Linked DNA regions of Mus musculus: region 1 is linked to region 2. A link is a loop called in an ENCODE intact Hi-C map of the cell type or tissue named here. Cell type or tissue: heart. All regions are shown on one strand. Each heading gives the region's core, and the rest is flanking DNA. Links, peaks and the distances in the headings are about the cores only. Region 1 has its middle 11 kb from the start of Gm23835. Region 2 has its middle 60 kb from the start of Gm38563.

The links. Hi-C counts contacts between places; a loop is a spot of excess contacts. Peaks named below come from ENCODE experiments on the same cell type or tissue, not always from the same donor. Only the 100,000 strongest peaks of a DNase experiment are listed, where the experiment ranks them.
Region 1: it touches region 2 in a loop (8-fold over the local background); 3 of 42 quality-filtered maps call a loop at or near these places.

The regions. Positions count from the first base shown.
Region 1 is chr15:60,690,836-60,696,219 of GRCm38, reverse strand. No RefSeq gene overlaps it. Among named protein-coding and RNA genes, the nearest start is that of Gm23835, 11 kb to the left of the region's middle. In heart, for the core only: a CTCF peak has its summit at 2,303 (motif pointing left); no DNase peak of the experiment used is centred there; H3K27ac peaks cover 1,700 bases.
Region 2 is chr15:61,094,250-61,099,633 of GRCm38, reverse strand. No RefSeq gene overlaps it. Among named protein-coding and RNA genes, the nearest start is that of Gm38563, 60 kb to the left of the region's middle. In heart, for the core only: a CTCF peak has its summit at 2,994 (motif pointing right); no DNase peak of the experiment used is centred there.

The DNA of each region.
Region 1 (5,384 bases), core at 335-5,334, 400 kb after region 2:
CATAATATCCTCCCTTTCTTCCCTCCAAATACCACCTGTTGCTCTCTTTCGAATTCATGGCCTCTTTTCCTTTAATTGTTGTCATACACACATATAAACATACACACCATATACATATACTCATACACATATACATATCCTAGATGCATAAATAGAACCAGTGTAATGTCCCTTGTTTGTATATGTTTCTAGGATTGAATATTTGGAGCTTTCTTGGTTCCAGAAGGCACTGTGCAAGCTTCCAAAGCAGCAAGCTCACAAATACTCATGTGGCCAGCTGTGATGCTGTGAATGGCAACAATGACCAGCATGGCATAATAACCCTAATGGTATACTGGTGGCATACATACCTTGGTGTCAGACAATAGACATCTAATTGTACTTAAAGTCTGCCTAATACATTATGCCTGGAATGGAAATTATGCCAGCTACCCAAAGCTAGTGAAGTCATCGATCTTGAAGGCGAACCTGCAGCTACCATTTTGCTATATCATCATAGTCCCTAATTACATTCTAAATATTTGTCCTTATATCTACAGATGAGTGTAGTCCTCTCCAATAAAGAAATCTTCCTTTTGGAACAGACAGAGACCATTTATGAAAACTACAACTCATCAAACTGCAGAGGTGTGGAGTCTAGTTCTCCCTGCTCCATTTATCTTCAAGTGCTCCAGTACCTGAAGGCCAGGAATCACTGGGAGTGATGACAGAGGTTCTAAGAGATGGAGGATTAAGGAGTTCTCTGTGAGACTGTGTCTTCTAGAAATGTCAGAAGTTACACCTGTAAAGTCTCACCAGCCTGAACCAAACAAGGATGGAACCAATGGACTTGCTAACATGGACACAAAAACACAACATGCATTAGCTTTCTTGAGCCAGAAAAGCCCCTTCAACGTCTTCCTGTTCCAAGAAGCCTTTTAGAATAGGAAGGCCTTGATAAGATATTGAGACAGTCAAGATAATATTCATTTCCTCCTTCCAAGGTCCTCTTTACCTGCTATCAATTCAAGAATCTGAAGACGCTCTCTGGATGAAATCAAAGGCCAGGTGATTCTAAGACCTGCTTCCCTGACAGCGTTTTCCTCCCTACCTTTCCTTATATTTTTCTTCCAGAACAAAAGAAAGTCAAGTGTTGGCATGGATTAAATATGAAACTGAGCAAGTGCCAGTCACATCTATTACAACCCAATAACACAATTTGGGGTTATCATGGCAGTGCTGAACCTGCAGCTCTCAGTGTAGAGTACAATCTGGCAGAGCACGGGTGCCATCATGGAAACAGAAGCCTGTGGGGGTGGACATCTCCGCCCCCAAGAACATCCTGAATTTATTTGAACTCTTTAAAAATGCCTATCTGCAGTTCCAGGTGAGCTTAGAAGGAGCATTTTTGTGATCCACTTAGGAAGGGTTTACAGGCTGTGGTCAGTTGGAGCTTGTCTTAAAGCCTGCTTGTTATAGCACACCCACCTTTTTCACTTAGCCTATAGCTTTATGTAAGGAGGCTAAGGGAAACTGTCCACTTGCTTCCATCAATAGCTTTTGCACCATCGCTGAACCCACTACCATATTGCCCGCAGGTCTTGGATGTTCACACCGTCGTACCATCCTGTACCGCTGTTTCTCAGCCAGATGGGAGATACATATGACCAATAAACTCAGTTTTACTTGGTCAGTGAGAAAAGTGAATTCTGGGGACTATTAGTCACAGAAGGACATGGGGACACATAAAAGAGTGAAAAAACAGGATTCCTGTGTTGACTGTTTTGGTCATATAGGGAAGAGTCTACATTCTAACCAAGAATTTAATGTATCGTGTCTAGTTCCCCTTTACGGAGAGCACATTTCAAAAATTCAAAGTTCCATCTGTTATGTGTCAACATTGTATACCGTACACTGTGTGTTTTATCAAAGGCAGCTTTGCCATGGTGTGGGCAGAGTTATATTTTTGGAATGTGTTTGTAACCCAGAGCAGCAGAAAAAGAACTCAGCCCTCTAGGCCCAATCCCAGTGCTGCCTGTATTTGTGTTCCTCTAGCAACTGATGTTTCTGATTGATTTGTTTGACTAGAGGATGGGGTGAGGGTTGACAGGTAAGGGCAGCTGAATAAACACGGTGAAGGACCTTTTGCACATCAGATCAATTTCCTGAGATGAATGCAAAGTTCTGACGCTCACTGCAGCAGCTGGACTAACCCTGACACCTCCAGAGTTGTTCATTTGAGGGCTGGTGTGCTAGGGCAGCAGCCCAGGCCTGGATCCTCCTGTCTATCCATATTCACCTGTTTCCAGAGTCGCCCTCTGCTGGCCATTTGTCAAGTTCTTGTAGCCTTGTTCCTAATTGTTTGGCTTCCAGACCAGGCTAGAAAACACAAAGGGAGACACAAATTGTCTACCGTGTGCTGTTCTTCTCAGTGTCTTGTCCTAAACAATGTGTCCAAGATCAGTGCCCCAAGGGCTGAGGACCAAACATGTTGCCAGGAGATGACACAAAGGAAAGGATTCTCACCTGATTCCCACCTTTCCTCAATTGCTTTCTGGATTGGGCAGGGCTGGTCCTGAGATTGCTGCTATGAGGATCAAATTGCTGCTTCTAAAGTGCCCCAGACTTTCCTTACACTGGAGACCATGACATGGGTCTTGAAAGAGCTCCTGTCCCAGTGGGTGTGGGGGAGGGAATCACTGAATGACTTCCTTCTGATGAACAGGTTTAGTACAAAAGGAGATCTATTGAGACGGCTATGAGAATAGCCATCACAGACATTTGGCGTACCAAGCTGATTTCTGTGGAGTAGAGAAAGGGTCACTGTGCATTGAGAGTCCAAGATCAAAAGCAGTGCTGATTGACACGAAGCACAGGCGATGGATCAGCATGGATGAGGACAATTCAGCTGAAGCTTAGTTTGGAAAGATCAAAAAGATTCTACAAAGAGGATAGTGGACCAGGCCCATAGAAACACTTTACTTAGAGAGGGCTGGGGAGAAGAGCTGGCTTTGGCTAAATTAAGGCTGAAGCTAGGTCTGGGCATACTGGTTTGGAGCCAAATTGGCTAACCTTCTCTGACTTATTAGTATTCTTATCAGTGAACTGTATCAACCAGTCTGCAGTGGACGTGCACTAATTGACAAGTTATGCAGAACCAGTATGAGAGTGACAGGATGTGGCAGGGAGAAGATTGGGCAGGCCAGACACTAGGTTTCTTTCTCTTGCTCTTTTGAAACAGCTCCCGTTAGAGGAGCTGGATCTGATGACAGGCTTCTACCACAGCTACTGGGGGAGGAATGAGGTCTCTGTCTGTCTTCCTGCTTATAGATGAGGAGGGTATTTTTGTGATTATTCACAAAAAACACAAGCCAGCTATCACCATATTTGGAAGTCACACTGAAGCAGGCCTATTTTGTAGTTTCACCTCATGTACCCTGAGCTTGACAGAGAAATTTAGAGCTGAATTTTAAGAGTTATTTTAGGAATGAGACTCCAGCTTCTGTCTTTTCTGGTTGCAATCTCATCTGCTTTATCCCCCAAATATTTTTATTGGAGAAAGTGCAGTCTGAGAATTTCCTGGCCCCAAAGGGAATAGATATGATAACATGAAACTGTGTTTTATTTTTTAGTTTTTTTTTTTTTTTAAACATTTCTGAGGAGATAGTTCAAAGCCACTAGCTGGTGTCTACAGTGGACTCACAGCATTGCTGCATTCCTGAAATTCTCTAAGAAGCCACCACTTTAAATCCTCCACCAGCAACCACCATGTTCCTATTGGAGCCGACTCTAGGCCCAAACAAGAGAATCACTTCTAGGGATTAAAAGAACCCCAATTAAGTTTGCATTAGTGAAAGCAATTTAACTTGAGGTCATGTTAAATCAGGCCACTACTGCTAAATGAGCGCAATGGAATTTGCTTTGGTGGCTCCTCAGAGCAGAGCTTGGAGTGGGAGCTGAGGGAGTGGGGGATGGGTAGAGCAGGGAGAGCTGAGAAGTCTTTCCCGTGCTTCAGAACACTGGAGGGTTTTTAACAATTTATTTATTTGTTCACTTTCCATTCCTATCAAGGCCTCCCTGTTGTTTCTTTCCTCCCAATCCCACCCTTACAAGCCCCTCCACCATTACCCTCTCCCCTTTTCCTCAGAGAAGGGGAAGCCCCCTTGGGTACCACCCAACTCTGGCACATCCAGTCATAGTAGGACTAAGCACATCCTCTCCCACTAGGGCCCAACCAGACAGTCCAGTTAGGGGAAAGGGATCCAATGGCAGGCAACAGAGTCAGAGACAGCCTCCACTCCAATTATTAGGTGACCCACATGAAGACCAAGCTGAATATCTGCTACAAACGTGTGTGTTGGGGTGGGGGGAGGGTAGGTACAACCCCTGTATGCTCTTTGATTGTTAGATTAGTCTCTGTGAGCCCACGTGAGCCCAGGTTAGTTGACTTTGTAGGTCTTCTTGCGGTGTCCTTCACTCCTCTGTTTCACTCAAGTCTATTCCCCACTCTTCCACAAGACTCACCGAGCTCTGCCTCATGTTTGGGTATAAGTCTCCTCTTCTGTTTGAATCCCTTGCTGGATGATACCTCTCAGGAGACCATTATGCTAGGTTCCTGTCTGTAAGCATAGTAGAGTATCATTAATAGTATCAGGGATTAGTTCTTTTACATGGGGTATGACTCAAGTTGGGCCAGTTATCACTTGACCATTCCCTCAATCTCTGCTCCATTTTTATCCACAGAGGGTGGTAACTTTAGTTCCCAAGTGCCGCACTAGTAGAAATCTCAGCTAGGGTTACATCCATAGACTTGCCAGAGCCTCCCCTGTCCCAGGTCTTCAGCTACTCCTAGAGATAGATGCCCCTCATCTCTTGTTGTTCTCACTCCCAGCCCTCTCCCATATCACCTCTCCCCACACCTGATCCCCATTCCACCGCTTCTCCCACTCAGTTCGCTCCCTCTATCCTCCTCCCATGACTGTTTTGCTTCTCCTTCTGTATTCAGTTTTATAGTAAGGTCTTTGATACACTTGGACTTGAGCTTTGTACAGGATGATAAATATGAGTCTATTTTAATTCTTCTATATGCAGACATCCATTTAGGTCAGCACCATTTGTTGAAAGTGTTTTCTTTTGTCTACTGGTTTTGATATTTTTGTCAAAATTCAAGCGTTTATAGGTATATAGGTTTATTTATGGTCTTTGATCTTATTGCATTAATTATCTTGTCTGGTTTTATGTCAATACCATGTGGTCTTTATTACTATTGTACTATAGTATAACTTGAAATCGGGGTTGGAAATACCAGTTGAATTTCTTTGTATAGGATTGTCTTAGCTATCCTGGCTTTTGTTATTTTTGTTCTTATTATTGTTTTGTTTTGTATTTGTTTTTCATGTAAAGTC
Region 2 (5,384 bases), core at 85-5,084:
AGCCAACCAGATGTCCACCAGTAGGGAGTTCATAGAATAAACACTGCATGCATGGGCTCCAGGCTTGAAGCCCCTTTAATAGCAAAGACAAATATCACTTACTGTGATTGATTTAAAGTGATCATCACCAACCATTTCCTTTGAGAATCATCAAATGTTGATATACACACAGATTTGAGTTTTGCATAATATCATTAACATTAACCATGGTGTGCTTTGTCTGCATCACCTCCAACCAATGAGAGTGAGTTCAGACCTGGATTCTTATTGAGAAGAGAACCATGAGTGACTCTAATCTAAGGATCTCAGACTTGTTTTCACTGGGAAGGGTTCTTCATATCTTAAAAGCCAGCACTTGTGAATGACAGAAACTGTTGCTGATGTTGCATGCTTGCTGATGCTGACTCTACAGCTTTCTGTAGTTGCTGTTAACAGCAGGAGGTCAAGGCAGGGCAGATGAGGGCTCAGAGCAGCACTTATTCATGCTCTGATATCTGCTTCATTGTTTCCTCACAGTGACCCACGATCTACACAGCCTCTGGAAAACTCACATTTCCTGTGTCATCAGAGTTAAAGAAACCTACAGGAAGAGTTGCTTTTAATAGGATGGAACAAATGTGAAATTTGATACTTGTAAGGTATTGATTGGCTTTTCCTTCTCTGACTTCTGTATCTTTTTAATGAAAACATGGAAATTCGAGTATAACCAGAATTTGTGAAATTTCCTAGTAATAATTCAAAATTTTATTAATATTTTAAAATAACCTTATATTACAAGTTATTTAATTCTCATTGAAATGTCACAAAATTAAAACCAAAAAATTTTGAAAGTGTATTGACATTTTTACAAGAGACTGCTATCATCTGTGAAAGGAACATAGGTCATGTTGCATAAAAAGGTTCTCTTTACCTTGTCTAATCTTGGTGTGTACTTTGTATTTGATTTGCAATTACATATTCTTTTTTCCAGTAAAAATGATTACAGGTCCCATGATGGTCCTGTGACTTGACATATGTCCTAGTTTCATTTCTGTTGCTTTGATGAGACCCTAGGAAAGAAAGGAACTTAGGAAAGAAAGGGTTTATTTTTAGGTCACAATTCCAGGTTATAATTTACAACAGCAGGAGAGTCAACAGGGCAGAAACCTTCTCTAGTTTTTTCATAGTTTGTGGACCAAACCTAGGGAATGAGGCCACTCAAACTGGGATGAACCTTCTCACATCAGTTAATTTAATCAAGATGATCTCCCCCAAAAGATGTGCCTATAGGCCAACTTGATCTAGGCAATCCTTCACAGAGACTCTCTTCCCAGATGATTCTAGATTGCATCAAGTTGACAGTTAAAAGTGATCATCTTCTCTCTCTCTCTCTCTCTCTCTCTCTCTCTCTCTCTCTCCCTCCCTCCCTCCCTCCCTCCCTCTCCCTCCCCCTCCCCCTCCCTCCCTCTCCCTCCCCCTCCCTCCCTCTCCCTCTCCTCCCCCTCCCTCTCCCTCTCCTTCTCCCTCTCCCTCTCCCTCTCTCCCTCTTCCCTTTCCCTCTCTCCCTCCTCCCTTTCCCTCTCTCCCTCCTCCCTTTCCCTCTCTCCCTCCTCCCTTTCCCTCTCTCCCTCCTCCCTTTCCCTCTCTCCCTCCTCCCTCCTCCCTCTCTCCCTCCTCCCTCCTCCCTCTCCCCTCACCCCTCTCCCCTCTCAACTCTCTCCTCTCCCTCTCTTTCTCTCTGTGTGTTGGTTGTGGGATGTTTGCTTTTCTATCTCATTATCAAACACAGCCAAGTGTTTTGGTATGGATTATGAATTGGATGTCAGATATATCGTGTATGAATGGAAGTCACCAAAGTTGAAAATAGAGTAAAAAATAATAATAACCCCTACACTACAAACTGCATCAATTAGAATGCGTATACTTACTATTAGCAAGACACTAATCTAACATCTATAAGTAGTAAATATTCAGAGCCATTTCGACCACAGAAACTCTCTGCAGTATCCTTTATTCTCATGAAATTGAAAATGTCATGCTGAATTAAAGGTAGTAGGAATAAAGAAGTCAGAATCTTAAGCTAAATACTGTCTGTAGGTACCACCTACCTAGTGATGGAAATTTAAAAAGAGAACCAAAAGTATCAAGTTACTTCCACATAGTGGAACTGGGTAAGTGACATTTTAGAATATATATAGGCAAGTGCATCAATATTTTTTCTTATCTGTTCAGGCTATCATAAAACAGAAGGCTTATAATCATGGAGACATATCTGAGATAGTTTTAGAGGCTGGAAGGTCAAATACAAAGTTTCTCTCTGGTTCAGTGATAAGAGACTACTTCCTGACACCACCCAGTAATAGTACTTTGTTAACATGCCTGAAAAGGGGGACAAGGTGTGTGTGTGTGTGTGTGTGTGTGTGTGTGTGATACCTTATGTGTAAGGACACCGATAGCTTACAGGAGGGCTCCAACTACTACAAGTCTCCCATCTGGTATTAGGTTTCAATGTGCTCATTTGGGGATAGAGGATAAAATTTACAATGTTTGATATCTAATTAAAAAAAAATTACCAGACTTTCAAAATGCAGCAAATTGAAAACCATAAAAAATATATATAAATGCCAATTAATCAAAACTGACCCTGAGCTGATGAAGTTTGTTTCCATTGACTTGAATTACTCTTACTTGAGCTGTGGCTCATAACTGTGCCTTCATGTTCTCTCATTTTACCTATTAGAGATGTCTTCTTTTGAATTCACAAACAACAATTTCTTGTGAAACCTACCAAAAATTTTCCAGATAGATGAAGTAGCAGAAGAGTTTTTTCAGGACACTTCTTTTTGCCATTTTGTCTGGAAGTCTTCATTCATGTCTATGCTCTATAAATAATTCATTCTTTGAAACTCTTGAAGGACAAAAATTTATCATGAACCTTTAGGAAACTAAAGCCTCCCATCTCTCTGGTATGGTCAAAGATAACCAACAAGAGGAAGCTGTGAGAAATGTGTGTTAAGAAAAACCACTAGATGGAGCAATGTTTTCATATTTAGTAAGCATTGCAAGACAGGGAGGGAATCCTGTGGGCACACAGCAGGATACATGGGCTCTCCTCCTTGTCTTTCCCCCTGCCTCCCTTACTGAAGATCTTGTGAAAAGCACTGTGTTGAAGACAACTTTGCTTTCCTTCACATGAAACACAGCCTTTGTAGCTTTTTAATGTTTATTTTTTTCCCACATTAACTCTATGATAGTGTCTGAGTATTTTCGAAAGCAGACTTTATGATGAATTCTGGTGCTTGCTTTCATCTTTCTTTTTTTTAATTAATTTATTTATTGAGTTTATCCTCCAGTATTAGCCCACCTCTGCTCCCCATCCATACTCCCCCCTCCACAGCTCTTCCTTCCGTTCCCCCTCCACTTCTTCTTTGAGAAAGGAGACCCCCAACACTGGGTATTAACCCCCCCCACACACACACACACACATCAGTCATTGTAAGACTAGGTGTATTCTCTCTCACTGAAGCCAGACAAAGTTAGGATAATGGAATCCACAGATAATAAATTCAGGGACTCCACGGGAAGAACAACAGAGTCCACTAACTTGGGCCCTTGGGAGTTCAAAAGAAGGAACCAACCAAAAAGTGAGTATGGACTGAACCTAACTCCCTCCCCTGCCCATATGTAGCAGATGTGCAGCTTGATCTTCATGTGGGTTCCCAACAACTAGAGCAGGGGCTATCTCTGAAACTGTTGTCTATGTGCCTGTGGATCATATTCCCCTAACATGGCCAACTTGTCTGGCTTCAGTAGCAGAGAATGTGCTTAGTACTGCAAAGACTTTATGTGCTGGGAAGGGGGAAAAGGAGAGGTGTGGTGTGTGAGGGCACGAGGAGGGAGGGATGATGGGGTACTGGGAGGAGAGCGGGTCAGACATTGGGATATAAAGTGAATAAATAAATTCACTTTATAAAAGACAAAAAAGAAAGAAAAAGAAAAGAAAGGGCTCCTCCAGAAAGCATGACCTAAAGGTATACTTGAAAAATAGTAGCCATCAGCCAAATATGAGGAAGAAATTAATGAAACTTTAATACAGGTTATGACCATTCATATAAAACAAATCTGGTGCTTAGCACACTCCAGTTTCAGATATTTTTTAACCACATCCACAATAAGAAATATATATTTTGTGGTATTTACAAATGTATCATATACACACATAACTGAAGCAAGACTTACCTGATAGACCTGAGCAGGGTGTACCCCTTAAGAACAGTACTTGCGAAGCAGAGGCAAGAAGACCCTGAGTTCTCTCTTTGATTTTAAAAGTATTGGTTGCACCTCGTACCAGAGAAAAAATATAGAGAGTAAAAATTATAGAAACAAAAATAGATTATAGTAAAATACCATGAACAACTGAAGACAAATTTCTTTTTTAAAAAAATATTTTTATTAGGTATTTTCCTCATTTACATTTCCAATATTATTCCAAAAGTCCCCCATACCCTCCCCCCACTCCTCTAGCCACCCACTCCCACTTTTTGGACCTGGCATTCCCCTATACTGGGACATTTAAAGTTTGCAAGTCCAATGGCCTCTCTTTCCAATGATGGCCAACTAGGCCATCTTTTGATACATATGCAGCTAGACACAAGAGCTCCGGGGTACTGGTTAGTTCATAATGTTGTTCCACCTATAGGGTTGCAGATCCCTTTAGCTCCTTGGCTACTTTCTCTAGCTCCTTCATTGGGGGCCCTGTGATCCATCCAATAGCTGACTGTGAGCATCCACTTCTATGATTGCTAGGCCCCGGCGTAGTCTCACAAGAGAGAGCTATATCAGGGTCCTTTCAGCAAAATCTTGCTAGTGTATGCAATGGTATCAGCGTTTAGAAGCTGATTATGAGATGGATCCCTGGATATGGCAGTCTTTAGATGGTCCATCCTTTCGTCTCAATTCCAAACTTTGTCTCTGTAACTCCTTCCATGGGTGTTTTATTCCCAATTCTAAGAAGGGGCAAAGTGTCCACACTTTGGTCTTTGTTCTTCTTGAGTTTCATACGTTTCGCAAATTGTATCTTATATCTTCGGTATCCTAAGTTTCTGGGCTAATATCCACTTATCAGTGAGTACATATTGTGTGAGTTCCTTTGTGATTGGGTTACCTCACTCAGGATGATGCCCTCTAGGTCCATCCATTTGCCTAGGAATTTCATAAATTCATTCTTTTTAATAGCTGAGTAGTACTCCATTGTGTAAATATACCACATTTTCTGTATCCATTCCTCTGTTGAGGGGCATCTGGGTTCTTTCCAGCTTTTGGCTATTATAAATAAGGCTGCTATGAACATAGTGGAGCATGTGTCCTTCTTACCAGTTGGAACATCTTCTGGATATATGCCCAGA